2 separate regions of the Homo sapiens genome follow, and region 1 is linked to region 2. The links are chromatin loops, found by intact Hi-C in ENCODE. Cell type or tissue: GM12878. All regions are shown on one strand.

What was found. A loop is a pair of places that touch in the nucleus more often than their neighbours do. Peaks named below come from ENCODE experiments on the same cell type or tissue, not always from the same donor. Only the 100,000 strongest peaks of a DNase experiment are listed, where the experiment ranks them.
Region 1: a loop joins it to region 2, with 2.3 times the contacts of the local background. A loop is called at or near these places in 1 of 110 quality-filtered maps.

Annotation. Positions count from the first base shown.
Region 1 is chr1:76,187,543-76,195,542 of GRCh38, reverse strand. The region is part of intron 1 of ST6GALNAC3 (ST6 N-acetylgalactosaminide alpha-2,6-sialyltransferase 3); the gene reads right to left. Among named protein-coding and RNA genes, the nearest start is that of ST6GALNAC3, 120 kb to the right of the region's middle. In GM12878, no CTCF peak of the experiment used is centred here; a DNase peak (open chromatin) is centred at 4,552; H3K27me3 peaks cover 132 bases.
Region 2 is chr1:76,291,501-76,299,500 of GRCh38, reverse strand. The region is part of intron 1 of ST6GALNAC3 (ST6 N-acetylgalactosaminide alpha-2,6-sialyltransferase 3); the gene reads right to left. Among named protein-coding and RNA genes, the nearest start is that of ST6GALNAC3, 220 kb to the right of the region's middle. In GM12878, no CTCF peak of the experiment used is centred here; DNase peaks (open chromatin) are centred at 4,820 and 6,923.

The sequences.
Region 1 (8,000 bases), 100 kb after region 2:
CATGTACTCTTCACAGCCAGGTACTCTCAATAAAATAAATACTAGTTTCAATTAAGAATGTCCTTGAAGGAGAAGTAAGAATTATTAATTTTATTAAACCTTGAGTACACATTCTTTTTAATATTCTGTGTGATGAAATGGGAAAATGTATAAAGCACTTCTACTACACACGTAAATACAGTGGTTGTCACAAGGAAAAGCACTTGTGCAATTGTTTGAGTTGCAAACTCAAATAATTGCTTTTTTCATGAACATAATTTTTTCCTGAAAGGAAAATTAACCAAGTAAAGTTATTTATATGTGGGCAGTTGGCAGATGTTTTCTTCTAAATGAATGAAATAATCTTAACACTTTAAGAAAAACAACTAATAGTCATTGATGCCAATGATAAAAACCTTGTTTTCAAGCAAAAATTCGGATTTTGTAAAACTCACATCTGCCATCATGGGCTTGAAAGCTTCCCAGTACATAAAGCCTTTTCTGATGAGATATTTGAGTGGTAATATTAAGGAATGTGATTTTTGGATATTGTATAATGAAATGTGTCAACATCTCAAAGATCTGTATTAACTCAGTGAACTGATATTTTCAAATGACCAATGCAAGATGTTACAAAATCATGCATGAGTGAAAAATCCATTCAAAGTGCAAGCTAGACCAGTGGATTTCAAAGTAACAGAATATGAAAAGTTCATTGATTCCGTTTCAGATTTCACATCGCAACTAACCTTTAGAAAACTACCAATTGGAGTTTTGCTGTAGTAACAAAACAGAATGTCCACAATTATCTGAAAAGGCTGATCAAATACTCCTCCTTTTTCCAATAACATTTGTGTGAGGCTGAATTTTCATCTACTTTTACCAATACAACATATTGCAACAGAGTAAATCCAGAAGCAGATGTGAGAATCCATATCTATGTCTTCTCTTAAGACAGACCTGAGACAGAGTTGCAAAAAATGTCTTAAATGTCTTAAATTTTTTATTTTGGGAAATATAATTATTTTTCATAAATATATATTATTTGTATTAACATGTAATGGGTTTATTATTACTTTGAAATAAATTAAATATTTAAAAATATTTCTAGTTTTAATTTCTAATGCTATCTATAAATATCAACAGATACAACTTACATAAACAAAAGCTTTTTGAGATCCTTAATACTTTTCTTAAGAATGTAGAAGGGTCCTAAAACGCAAGGTTTGAGAACCACTCTTTTAGCCTATAAACTTTCTTCCTTGCATATATAATAGTCCTTTAAGCTCGTACTCTATATCTCAGATTACATTTCTTCCAAACAGAAAGTATATGTAACCAGTTCAGATCTTTATATCTTTATGAACCCAGATTTGAGTAAATAAGACCTACAACCTTGCCCCAGCTTGTTCACTTACTCATGTGACCTTGAGAAAGCTCCCTGGTCTAAGCCTTAGGGTCTCATCTGTATAACAGAGATGATCATAGTGCCTACTTCATTAGGGTGGTTAGGTGGGTTTTATGGATTGCTATGTGTTCCCTCAAAATGTATCTATGGGAGTCCTGACCTCCAGTGTGGCTATATTAGGAGTAAGAAAGTAATTAAAATTAAATGAAGTCAGAAGTGTGGGGACCTGGTCCTATAAGATTAAGGTTCTTGTAAGAAGAGACACCAGATAACCTGTTCACTCTCTCTCTACCACGTGAGGATACAGTAAGAAGGAGGCCATGAAGAAAGTCCTCACTAGAAATCAAATCACTGGACCCTTGATATTGAACTTCTAGCCTCCAGAACTGCAAGAAAACACATTTCTGTTGTTTAAGCCACCTAGTCTATGGTATTTTGTTATGGCAACTTAAGCAGGCTAAGACAGAGGATCAGTAAGATAGGATGAGTAACACAGTTAGCCCAGTCCCTGGTGCATCATAAGCACAACAAATATTCTCCACTAGTATTATTATTATTCATTCCACAAAGATATATGTAGTATCTACTACAGCTACCAAGGCTTTTGCCATCATGGGACTCAGAGTCTGGGGTGGCAGGGAGGAAGCAGTTAAACCAATATTTATTCAAATAAATATACCGTAGTTATGTTAAATGTTGTGGAGGAAATCAAGGACGCTAAGAGAAGATAAAGAAGGGAGGCTTAATGTGAGTTGGTACTTATGGTAATTAGCTCAATTTAGCCATTCCACAATGTACACACTTCAAAACAACATGTGTGTGACAAATATATACAATCTTTTGACAATTAAAAATAAATAAATAAAGACATTTTCTAATGGTGGGGGTCCCCAATGTAGACTGGAAGTGGGGTGGCTACACATGAAGGAAGGCACTTTGAGAAAGTGGGATCTAGACTCCTAAAAAGAAGAGGCCATATTTTTTCCTTTGTGGACCCTACACAGGGTAGAAGAATCTACTTTTATTATTAGATATTTTTTCTACCTAATTTAAGTTATACTCAGAAGCACAAAAGCTTGTTTCTAGTTTTTATATGACACTTCTAAACTTAATGTTTATTCTGGCTTTTATATAAATGTCCTAAGCTTAGCATTTGTTGAGAATTACTAAGAGAAGTAGAATTACCTTCTGGGGAAATTGAAAAATGACCTTTCTGGGCAAAAAAGCAGAAGATAAAAGGATTAATAAACAAAAGTCCCCAGTTCCCCAATTCCTCTGACTAATGTTACAATCGGAAAGAATTTAATTCATAAGGTCAGGCTCTTCAGAGAAGTAAAGACCAGTGGGTGAGAACAAGGACACCTGGGAGTCTATGAAAGTGGATTCCAGTCTCACTGTGGCATGATTTATCCTGATCAAAGAGCAGAAGCCATGAAAAGCTTTGAAAAATGATTCACAGTGCCGAGAAGAACATACCTGTGAATATTCCAGTTAAGGCAGTGCATTTTAACCAGCTGTCCTCAGAAACAAAACATCTTCTTACCAAAACACAAGCCCCTGAAACAAGGCCCCAACGGAATGATAAAAAGCAGCTGAGCCTTCCTGTAGGCAGAGACAATCGAGGAGACCTTTAAGGCTGTGGGTTGAGATAATAAAATATTGAAGCGTGCCTCTCTTTACCTTCTCCTTCGGCATTCTCACAGATGTCCTGTGAGAGCAGGACTCTTCAAAAACTCTTTTTCCAAGTCGACTAGAGAGCAGCTCTTGATAAATCATGAAATGAAATAGCTGGAAGCCAGCAGAGCCTGGTACCAATCTCAGTTCAGGACTACAGGCAAAATTTGTCATGTTTTCTGTGCCCAAAATTCTACATCTCTCACATGAGGATAATGGATTTTGAAGAAAATGAGTTCATATGCAAAAGCAGCTCTGCCTTTTTGGGAAAAAGAAAGTACCAATACAGTCAAAACAGTCCCACATTTTATATCAGTATTATATTAGTTTCTTTAATTATATGATGTTCAGGGCTGGAATTTAATATACATCAATGTTGGGTACTTCTTCCATTCTACATATCTGAAAGGTGTTTTGAATTGTACAAGGGGGAGACCAAAGCAACCTATAACTCAGGCCCCCTTACCCCCACCTGTTCTTTCCCATACCCATCAGTGTGTTTTTCTAAGGGGCCCTGAACTTTTCTGAAATCCCATGACCAGGTCTGCCCCTTTATGCTCAAAAAGTGACTCCACCTCCATCATCGGTAAAAATAAGTCACCATTTTTTACTACTCTCAATTTTCCAGTTTCCTCAATACACAAGCTAATTTACATGCAGCCTACCCGCTCTTCCTTCCCTCTCATTTCAGGAGAACAAGTGTCATTCATCCACTTTAGTCTACTTTCCCTCCTATGACCACATCTCAGCCCTCTAGCTCCCCAGGGACCTCAGCCACCTCTTCTTTCTCTTCAACTTCTTTTCTTATTTTTTAGTTGACACATTGTAATTTTACATATTTATGGGGTACAATTGATGTTTTGATACATATATATGTTGTATAATGGTCAAATCATGGTATTTAGCATGACCATCACCTCATGTATTTATCATTTATACATGGTGAGGACATTCTCAAAAGCCTATCTTCTAGCTATTTTATAATATATCACATCTTAACTGTTAACCACTGTCACCCTTCTGTACAATAGAACACCGGAACGCAGTCTTCCTAATTGTAACTTTGTACCTGTTGACCATCCTCTCCCCATCCTCCTCGCCTCCCATACCTCCCCAATTCCTAGTATCCTAGTAACTGTGGTTCTACTCGGTTTGTTTCTATGATATCAATTCTTTTTTTTTTTTAGAATCCACGTAAGAGTGAGATCATATGGTATTTGTCTTTTGGTGTCTGGTTACTTCAAAGGTCTCCTTCTCCACAAGTATAAACATGCTCAAGGCTTGTCTAAATTTTTTTAAGACAAACAAATGCCCTGACCTCATGCTCCATCTCTAGCTAGGACCTTCTCCACAACCACTCCACTTTCTTCATGACCATGCTTCCTAAAAAGGTATTCCCCATTCAGTGGTTCTCAAACATTAATGTGCAGACAGATTATCTGAGGATCATGGTAAAATGCAGTTTCTGGTTCAGTGAGATGGTGTGGGGCCAGCAACTCTGAATTTTTAACAAGCTCCCAAGTGATGCTGATGTGGCCAGTCTGCAGACCACACTTTGAGAAATAAGTTTCTATACTCTAATTTCACTTCCACTTTTTCTGCTACCAGAACCAATACCAATTTTTAAATGGGCTTCTGGGGATGGGAGTATAAATATCAAATAAATATAAAAACCCCTTTCTTGCTCTTTTTAGATGTCCGTAAGAACAATGGCAGATGGAATCTCAATCCCACCATTTGGCCTGGATGGCTAAAAAGCTTTACCTTACAATGATGAGACCTCTGTAAGTAAATACTTCCAAAATCCAACACCTGAAGTTTTTGCAACCAATGATGGAACCATTATTTTACACATCTGATCAACACGGGTAAATTAAATTCTTGAAGCCCATGTGAGCCACAGGCAAGAACCATTTCTGTACGATTGTGGGAAATTCTGAAATTTGTGAGAAATTACCTCACTAAATCATTTTATTTGTGTTTGCTTATGGGTTTTATTTGCTAATGTTTTGTTTTACTTGACTTGTCTTGTTTTATTTTTCAATATAATGTAAACCAAATCCTTCCAGCATCTGGGCGTATGCTCCAAACTTGCAAAGAAGGAAACTGCAGCCACTCCACGGCAGCAAGAAGTCACTAGGCTGAAAGGTTGGAGTACCATGCACTTTTCTAACAGTTTTGCATTGCTATGAAAAAATCCTTTCTTCCTATCTCTGAGCCTGCCTCTCATCCTACTCCACCCTCCTATCTATTAGGGTAGAAAACAAGTATATAGTCCTTGAATCCTATCAACCTATGATAGAACACTCTAGGACAAATTACCATAAATTACTTTACAGGTGAAATGTCATGAGTGTCACATACTACATTATTTTCGTTTCATTAAATACCAACGAGACATAATGAGTTGCTTTAAAATGAGGGGTTAAACTCTACCCCAAAAGTCAGAAGATTCTTATAAAGAAAACAGTATCCATCTGACAAACTTTCCTTTATCTGTCACACTGAGCTCTCAGAATTCAGTCCACTGTGATCCAATAACTAGAAATTGATCCCCCAACCAGGCTAAGAATTGAGCTTTTAGAATTTCGGTCCCCACTTAATGGCCCTCAGAGATTCTTTCATGCCTCTAAGGTATGCTTAACATCTTAGCCTGGACTATAAGACCCTTCACCAGCAGACCTGGCCTCCATCTCCATCTCTGCAGCACTCTCCACTTGCACCGCTTATACTTTTCTGCAAGAGCCTTTCTCTCCTCCATACCTCCACATGGTGGGAGGAGGGGTCAGAAAAAGACAAAGCTATTTGCAAAATAAGCTAACATTCTCATTTAAACTTAAGAAATTTCAAACTCTACATTCTTGTTGTTGTTATTGGATTTACTCTTTGCTGGCTTCTGATCTCTTATTAGTCATTCTACTCTCTATTCATCAAAGGGCGTATTTGTCTCAGATTGCCACATTCACTAAGCACAATGACGTGTGACTTAATGAACTTGAGTACATCCATAGTTCACTCCCTTGTCTATTGGCCTGTCAGGTTCAGCCCAGACCAATGTGGGGACACCAAGAAGTCCAGAGCCACTGCATACAGAGGTGGATCCAAAAAAGGCAGAAAGGTTCTATGTGCCTGGAGTTTGGGAAGCTATGGACTTATCACAGGGGTGGTGGTGGTAACCATAGGCAAAGGGTACAAATCACTTTATGTAAGACAATAATCTAAGAACTTACTTGCATGAATATGAGCACACAAAGCATTTTCTCCCAGCAGATAGGCACCCTTGCCTGTGAGACCATACAGCCCTGCAGGGCCAGGATCCCTTAAGGAAGCTCCCTTTCCATTCTCCTATGGGAAGAAGGAGTAAGACTTATACCCTCTTGGCCCCATCCAACTCTACCAGAGAGACTGGCTCCAGGCCTGCTGCCCACCAGAAGCTAGTACAGCATAATTCAAATGCCTATGCAGGGGTCTCCATGTTGACATCCTCTGACCCTGTGTGGCCACCCACATCTCCCATGCCTTCCAGCAGGATTACAAAGTACTCCAAAGTTCCTTTGGACCCTTGAGCAGCATGGGATTGAAGTGTGCAGGCCCACTAATATGTGGATTTTCTTCCACCTCTGACAACCCTGAGACAGCAAGACCAATTGTCCTCTTCTGGTTCCTCATCCTCTACATGAAGACAATGAGGATGAAGACCTTTATCATGATCCACTGGCAGTTAATGAATAATGAATTCATTTTATTTTCTTTATGGTTTTCTTAATAACATTTTTATGTATTAATCAATTGTTTATGTTACTGGTAAAGCTTCCAGTCAGTAGTAGTCTATTATAGTTAGGTTTTGGGGGAGAGTCAAAAGTTAAACACAAATTTTCCACTGTATAGGGATCAGTGCCCCTAACTCCCATATTGTTCAAGGGTCAACTTTACCTTGTCAACTGACCAGGCCCAAGTGCTTAAAAGAGTAGGTAAATGGAAGATCAATTTCGCATATACAACAATCCCTTAGAAACATCACCAGTCCAATAGTACATGGGCTAATTTCCTCCCACTCCCACACACACTATAATAATCATTTTCACCCTTACCTACTAAATACATACAGATGTTTTTTTTTGAGATGGAGTCTTGCTCTGTCATCCAGGCTGGAGTGCAGTGGTGTGATCTCAGCTCACTGCAACCTCCGCCTTCCGGGTTCAAGCAATTCCCCTGCCTCAACCTCCTGAGTAACTGGGATTACAGGCACCCGCCACCACAACCAGCTAATTTTTGTATTTTTAGTAGAGATGGGGTTTCACCATGTTAGCCAGGCTGGTCTCGAACTCCTGACCTCGTGATCCACCCACCTCGGCCTCCCAAAGTGCTGGGCTTACAGGCGTGAGCCACCGCGCCTGGCCCATACAGATTATTTCTGCATCTACTTATATCTATTCATAGGCTGTTCATGACTGCTCCTTTCTTTGAAAAAAAATAGTCAGGTTCTGAGTTCCACATTACCTAAGCGTTGAGTCTCAGAGAGATTTTCTGGAAAAAAACAAAAACAAAATCCAAATGTCTAGGTCTCTATATCAAAAGCCTGGAGGCTGGAGGGAGGTATAGAGGCTCAAGGCAATCCTGGGACGGACATGGTGACCGGAAGTTAGCTACATGGACATTGCCAGGAGTGGGTATCTGTAGACACAGGGCTGCTCACCACGGTTTTCTGAGGTTGTGTGTGTTTGTGTGTGTGTGCGTGTGTGTGTGTGTTTGGAGTGGGGAAACTAAAGAGTGAGAAGAGAGTCTTCGATCAGCATAACTCAGATGCCTACACAGATGTCTGCATGTTGACATCCTCTGACTCTGTGTGGCCACCCACATCTCCCCTGCCTTCCAGCAGGATTGCAAAGTACTCCAGAGTTCCTTTGGAGTAAGTAAATGCTTCACTGCCACTTGTAGT
Region 2 (8,000 bases):
AAGGCTTTACCCACCATACTTTAAACCACACATGTACATCCCCTTTTTAAAGTTGCAGTGACTTGCTAGACTGTGAGCTCTTGAAAACTGGAAGCTGTATCTGTTTTGTTCACTAATGCTTCCCCACTGGCAAAAGCAGCCAAGCCAGAAGCCTTGTGCACACAAACTAGAAAATATACAAGAATCTGGGTATTTCGTATGCCTGATCAAGAGCTTCCCAGTTCATCTGCTTTAACCACAGATCTATTGCCCTAGTGCAGCAAGAAGAGAAAGGCCGCCTCCACACCCTCATGTCTCCTTCAGCACCTAGCCACCAATTCACAAGATGAAACTTCGAAAACACATAATTTACATTCACTTAAAAACAGCATTTGCTGAATTTGCTAGGTAATTTTTCAAAGCATGAAGGTGGCCCTGTATTCTTAGCATATTTTGACATTTTTATGCATTTTATTTTTAGATGGTATTCTGCAAATCAGGCTTTGCTCCTGATTTTCACAAAGCCTTTTCTTCCTGAGTAAAATAGGTGAGCAGTTCACCAACGCAGGGCAGCTTTTATCTGCAAAAAATCTGCCTTTCAGCAGAGCAGACAATACAAGCAAAACGGAGGCAAACACATGCAATATTTCCTATATGTGGATTGTGATTCTTTTTTCCCATGGGATGTGCAAGTGGCAAGATAGTTTATTCCCATGTGGTGCTGATAGCAGGTCCTGAATATTTCTGGATACATCACTTTTATTGCCTTTTATACTGAATTACTGTGAAAGAAAAAAATACTTTTGTGAAAATTCAAAATCAAAATACGTTAGGGACTTTTAGAATCCACCTCTAGGACATAAAGAAAAGCTTAAGAAAACAAATACTTCTGCTAAGGGATACCAGACACCACTCCCACTGGGACAGGGCCCCTTCACAGAAAGGAAGACATGTCAAATATTTATGCTGACGTTCAGGGAAAAACTGCAGGTGTTCCATCCGGGTTTAGTTACTCTGAGCCTTGTCCCTGCTGCTTTAGAACTTACCATGTAATGGACAAAATTTGCCCGAGGGTGCTTTGGCCTATAACATTTCAGCCCTGCATGCTGCTTCTGGGATTTGGTTTATGATACTTTCTAATTTTATATTTCACTAGAAATCTCACCTCTCCTTTGCCCATCAATCGTAAGGATTCTTGTTCAGTATATACCATGTGTTGGTTTCTTGGGTAAGTTTTTAGATAGATTTTCTCCTCTTTCTACACAATTAAGGATTCCACATACTAAGATACGTTATTTGAAGCACTTTAATTGCCAGCTTGTCATTTCCTACTTAGGTGAGAGGGAGTTGTCTATATGGCAAGATAAAGTCCAAGTGTCTTAACATGTTATAAAAGCCCCTTCATAATCTGACCTCTGACTGTTCCTCCAGCCTCATCTCTCAGCCTCCCAAACTTGTACCCTATACTTTAACCATGGTAAGCTTTTTGTGGTTCTTGATAAATTCCATACTTTTCAATTGCCACATATATTAGTATAGTTTTTTTTTCTGTACAAAACTTAAGTTTTTGTACAACCCTAGAAACTTTACTTCTCTGATACTTCTCCTAGCTGTTCTTCTGTCTCTTCGGGAAGTTAGTCTCTTGATTCTTGAGGAATAGACAGATAGATAGAGAAGAAAATTTAGATATGTAGGTAAAAAACAAACAGATACAGTACAAATTATATATCTGTATAATAGACATGATAAAATTGCAGTACCATTAATTGAGCATCTACTATGTTTCTGAAATCATGCTAGGTCTCGTACACATATCACCTCTGATCTTTACAACTACAATGTATGTAAATACCTTTATCCCCCACTTCATAGTTGAGACAACTGTTCATTAAAAAGATGAATGATTTGCTCAAATTAACAGCTAGTAACTGGTGATGTCAAGATTCAAACCAGGCGCACCTAAAAAGCTAATGATCTTTCCATTATACCACAAGGATATCTTATTCTATACTTATGTCATGTGTCCTTCTATATCCTAAATAAGGATCCTGTATTTATTTAGTCATATTTCTGTCTACCCCAATAAGTTAGAATACAATGCCTTAAGGAAAAGGACAACATACCCCTGGCTCTGGAAACTTATTATTTGGCACATATTAGATGTGCAAGAGATGTTGGTGAATCAATACATTAAATGAATGAAATAATCTGCTCCTGTAATTTTCAGGCAAAAAATAATTATTGCTGTGGATATTGAGATACTTTTAAATTATTGTCAAGAGACAATATAGTCAAAAGAAAAGATGATTTAGAGACAGGAGAGATGAGATTCTCATCTCCACCTTGGACAAATTAGTTCCTATCTACTGATTTCTCAACTGCAAAATGGAGAGAAGAGCCCCTTCTCCACAGATTTATGAAGCTTGCTTCTGATAAAGTCCATAAAAGTCCTCCCTTTATAGGCTTTCAAGTTCTATACAGATGCTGACCAATGCTGATGCTCAACTACACATGATGATTTTCTTCAATGACCATTTAATACAAAATATTAGTAATACTTTTGTGACAAGAAAATATGAGGGCTAAAGAGATTTGATGTTTTTCACCAATCAACACACATTTATGGGGCAACTGCACCATACAAGATATAGGGTTGAAATTTAATCTTTTCTCCCAAAATAATAAAGTTGATGGCAGCAGAAAGTATAAAGGGGAAAAACTAGAATATATTTATTATAAAATAACACAATGCCTTTCTTTCTCATCAGAGTTGAAATTCTACAAGGGCTGGAACTGTGTCTGTTTTGGTTGCCACTATGTCATCCCAGTATAATATCTGATATACAGGTGGCACTCAACACTCATTGGTTAAATACACATTCATGGTTCATCGTTTAGTAAAACACTGCTATGGACATTTGGGGTTTCTAAGATAAAGCATGGTCTGGAAATGGACAGTAAAAACAAAGAGAGAATTGAATTTTCTACATATGAAAGGCAACAGGAATTTGCAGATTGAGAATTGACGAATAGAAGAAGAGAAGGGTCGATGGGAGAAAAGAAGTCCAGGAAAGAGGCAGCAAGTTAGCACCTCAATGGGGTGACCCAAAGACATTTCCTTAGAAAGAAAAGAGAACAACTGAATTTCTACCATTTAGTGGTAAAAGTTCTCAAAGCTACGAAAGAACTCAGAGCTACAGTACTCAAACCATTTCATTGCACAAAAATGTATTTTCACACAGACACACACACTTCCCAAGAAGTTTGCTTTGCTTTCCTAGTTTTCATTCTTTTTCCTCCACTTCCTCCCCTCTGGAGACTATTCTAGTGAGGCAACCATGGATGTTAAAGAAACCAGTTTTGACTCAAAGGCAAGTAAACTTTCCCTTTCTGATTCTCTAATCAGGAACATGAGGATAGTAACCTGCCATTTCTCAGAGTAAATGAGGATTGAAAGAAATAAGATGCATAAAAACGTTCAGAACACACCACCCCCACATATGCTACTTTGGCATAATTATTTTGAGCTAAAAGCACTTAAAAAATAGGAGGTGCAAGATCACTCCGACCCTCCATCTGTTTCCCAAAAGCAGGAGGTGAAATTCCCCTATGGATTTCATGTGAAAGATCCCTCCCTATAGTAGAAAGAAAGCAACATTCTTATCATCACGGACAGGAAGCTGAGACTAAGAAAATTCTGTACTAACCTTGTTAAAATAAGTCTTATCTTCTAGTCTCTCCACATAATTATTTTCTTTTTCACAGCTCACTATTCCTTTTCCAGTTCAGTATGTAAGTCTTCAACAATAACTGTGTCTTTGGGTCTTCATTTCCTCATGAAGGATCCTGTGCCACCTAAAATTTGTATTAAATACATTTTTCTCCCATTGATCTGTCTATGTCAATTCAATTCAAGGTGGGAACAAAACCAAAAGAATAGAGATAAGATTTTCTATCCCCTACATACATTATGCCTCTAGCACATAGTGAGTGCTCAATAAATGTCGATTTTATTCCTTACTCCCTATTCTCTCTCTAGTCATCCTACATCACTAGGGAAACAATTTGCAACTACAGAGACTCCACTGAGCAGCAGTAGGAACACACATACACACAGATTCTAACACCCTGCCTTTTACCAAATGCAATAGTACCGAGGTCCAACATTTCCAAACAAAGCATAATACACTTGGTAGACATTCTGAGAGTTTTCAACTACAAAGGGCCATGCTAGTAACACCTTAAAATACAACCTTTGGGTCTCTTTAGTTTGAAAAATCTTCAAGAAGCTCTTTGATATCAAAGAACATACCTATCTTCGGTAGCTTTAAACTATAATTGCTCAGGCTCCCTGGTGGGAAAAAATAAAGCCTCATAGAGAAAAAGAAAAAGAAAACATCTCAATAAAGGCTTCCAGAGGAAAAAAAAAATGCCCACTGGTTTGCAAAAATGCTTAACAGAGCTCTTCCTTTGCCCAGCATGGAGTGGGGCAGCTGCTCAGAAGAAGAAACAAATTACAACAGGAAGAGTCAGGGAAGTATTACAGTGCTCTACCCTGCTCAGCTGTTAACAAGTTAAACATGTGACTTTTCCATCACAAATTATGGAAATTTGAATTATTTTACCTTCTAAAAGTTGAACAAAATGAATAAAATAAATAGAATCTTCCCAGGACCTTTTGCTTTCTTAGAGTGATGGACAAGTGCATTAACTTCACATAAATTATATGCCTAAACGCAGCAGCTAACAACATGCTACCACATACCCATCACTCTGCTTCCGTTAAGTGGGTTGAACTTGACCTTCAAAGCCCTTGAAATGCAAAAAAAAACTTACTCTTTTCTGACATTTATGAGTGTCTTTTCTGCTTGACTGCCTTTTACCGCCCAGAAATAATAGTGAAAGCATTGTAGATGAAACCCGCTATAAACACTGACAAATAACAGGAAAGGCAGACAGTTTTATTCCGGGCAGGTTAAAGCTAATCTAATCAAATCTAATTCTCTCTCTTTCTGTAAGCCTACCACTATGTTCAATTTATTTTTTGATTAGAAGTGCAATATGATAGTCCTCTTTGGACTGCAGTTAAACAATAGTGAGGTTTACATTTTCCCTACAAACAATTCTGATAAAACAAAATATTTCAAAGGTTTTTTTTTTAATAAAAAATATGCTCAGACCAAAAAAGAAACTGTTTCCCAGTGCTTTTTGACTCTGAAAATGTATTGATTGTTTCCATTCTAACAAATAATATATACCTAAGAGAAAGTGTTCTTTGGTCCTGGGTTTCAGAAATTTAATAAAAAGAGCTCTTTGAAAATACTGACTAATGGCAGTAAAGACATGACATTATGTGTATTTAAATACTGAATAGTGGGAACAATGAGACTCCTATCTGAAGAATAGTTAGCAATTCCGTTAGCAAGGTACAAAGAGCTATTTTCTTTTCATTGAACAAATGTATAGTCCCTCGTTAAAAAGAGTGCTTTCTTAGTGAGTGCAAAGGAAGTCTACATGCTCCACAAACGGTTTTGTATAAATGACCAGTTTGCCTTCCTCTGAAAAGTTTTCATTGACCAGTAAAGAATCCTGTTTCTTCCACTCTTTAATTATGATATAAAGCACGTGCATATGTGTATACCCCTCCCTCACACACATACACACACACTTCTACTTATAATGTACCAGTTCTTTCGCAACATCAATATAGCCTGTTTTAAAGCTTTATATTTAGAAACAGAAGGAATTTTACTGAAGATCTTAGAATAAGAGATAAAAAAGGCCACCACTTTGCTTTATCTTCTAATTGACAGTGGTACATAACCCTCACGTAATAGGAAACCTATCACAATATGTTGGGATTCCAACGAGATGTTTAAATGTTTCTTGCATTGACCTTGTGAATAATATAAAGACTGGCAGCTATGATAAACAGGAAAGGACACCTGCCTTTGGTGTCACTTGGACCTTAGTTCTAATATGAGTGTTTCTATTAACCAGTAATGTGGCCATGGGCTCTTTGGGACTCAGTTTCCTCATGTATAGTATCAATAGAGAGGACAAATGGATTTAATATTTTCTAAAGTTACTTCTAATGCCATATGAGAATTTGTATGGGGCTAAAGATCACATAAGGTGATAGATCAATGCCAGCATAGGGAGAGATGAGGACCCTGATGACACCTACCAAAGCATCTGTGTTTTTCTGATGCCAGTACTGTTGATCAAATCTGCAAAAGATACAACACCATGGTAACAGCATTATTGGCAAAATCAGCATTTGAAAAACTCTCAGTAAGGTAGAAAGATTGGTTAAGCAGTATCATTAAAATTGAAAATGGTAAGTAGGATTCAGTTAAAAAGATTAAAAGGAAAACATGACTCCAATAAAAGATGAGGGGAAATGTTTCCTTTATATTACTTAAGAAAAACCTGAGGTTTTAGTTGACCAGGAAGCACAAAATGATTGACATGGCAGCTTAAGAAAATAATTAATTTAGGGAACTAGGGATTAATCTGGCACAGAGAAGACTTGAGGAGTGATTAAGCCTCAAAATACTCACAGGGAAGAGGGAGTTGACATGTTTATTTTTGTGCAGAAGATAGAACTAGGTCCACCAAATGGAAGTTCAAGGAGGTAGATTTTGACTTCATATAAACAATAATTTTGGTTTTATATATCAGAAAGTGTTTGTTGAGCATTTAGTGTGTCCTGTGCATAACTGACATGTGGGGCTACAGAAAAGGGCACAGAATCGCATTCAAGGAGCCCAGAGTCCAGTAATAAACATGCTACGGTGAGAGGAAGTGAACACCCCAAATGGAATAAGTCATCAAGCAAGGCTTACTGATGACTGCTAAAGGGAAATCTTGTATATATTGGATGACTTATTAAATCTAACCTCTTTTCAACTTTAGTTCCAGGCCACTGGTTCTGGCTGTGGCAAGGCACTTCCTTTAAAAATTGCAACAAGTAAGCCAATCTTACTTACTGGTACTTATACACCAAGTGTCAGAAATTCAACCACAAAGAGAACTTATATTTTAAAAAGAGGACTCATGGTTACCAGTTGGTTCATTCTTTCTACAAACATTTCATAGGGACATCCTGCTCACTGCTCTGCGAAGGACTGCCCTTGTGATATTGAAAGCCCACTGGTTTTCTACAAACATTCCTCAGTGCCCAGGTGTATCAGTGTATCATTTCCCACTCTACTGAAGCTATCATTTCCCACTCTACTGAAGCTACCATTTCTAATATAATAATTTTAAATTGGGACTCAGAATGTTTTAACATCTCATGAGATGGAACATCAAGAAGTGCATATTTTCAATGTTGCTGTAATATTAAGTTCCTGAGAAGGTTCATTGCTCATTTCTGGTTTGGGCAATGTTTTATGACAAGCTACAATTAATACAAATCCCAAGAATTATCTTGGAGAGCTCTCAAAATGGTGCTATAAGATTTCCTCAGTGAGGCTGCTAAGTCTTTTGGCCATAAATCTCCCCCAGTAACACGGCTTATTCAATTTAAGGCTGCAAGCCAAAGAGAGATTAATGAGATGAGTTGTCCACCAGTCAAGGAAAGAACACAAGATCTATCCTATCTTATTTCATCTTCTGGTTTAATCATTATAAGTGTTATGTAATGTGACATTCACACATTACTGGAGATGTTCAAGGAACAAATTGCACATCACTAATCAGCAGATCATTTTTCATTTTCTTGCAGAATGTAAAATTAATGATGCCCTCCCTTTTTTTTTATTAAATTCCTAAAAAACAAGTTATATTAAATAACAAATTGAACATAGGAACAATAAGCATTTTTTTCTTTTGCAATTTCAATGCTTTTCTCTACACTAACCAATCCCAGCAGTGTTAGAAAAGAGGCTTAAGGAGCTACTACTTATTTTGTTTCGGTTCGTTAGAACTCCGACAAGCAGCCTGCTCTTTCGGGATCCAAAATGTTCTTTTCCCACTTGATTCTTTCATGTCTGTTATTCCTCTTTAACTTGGTG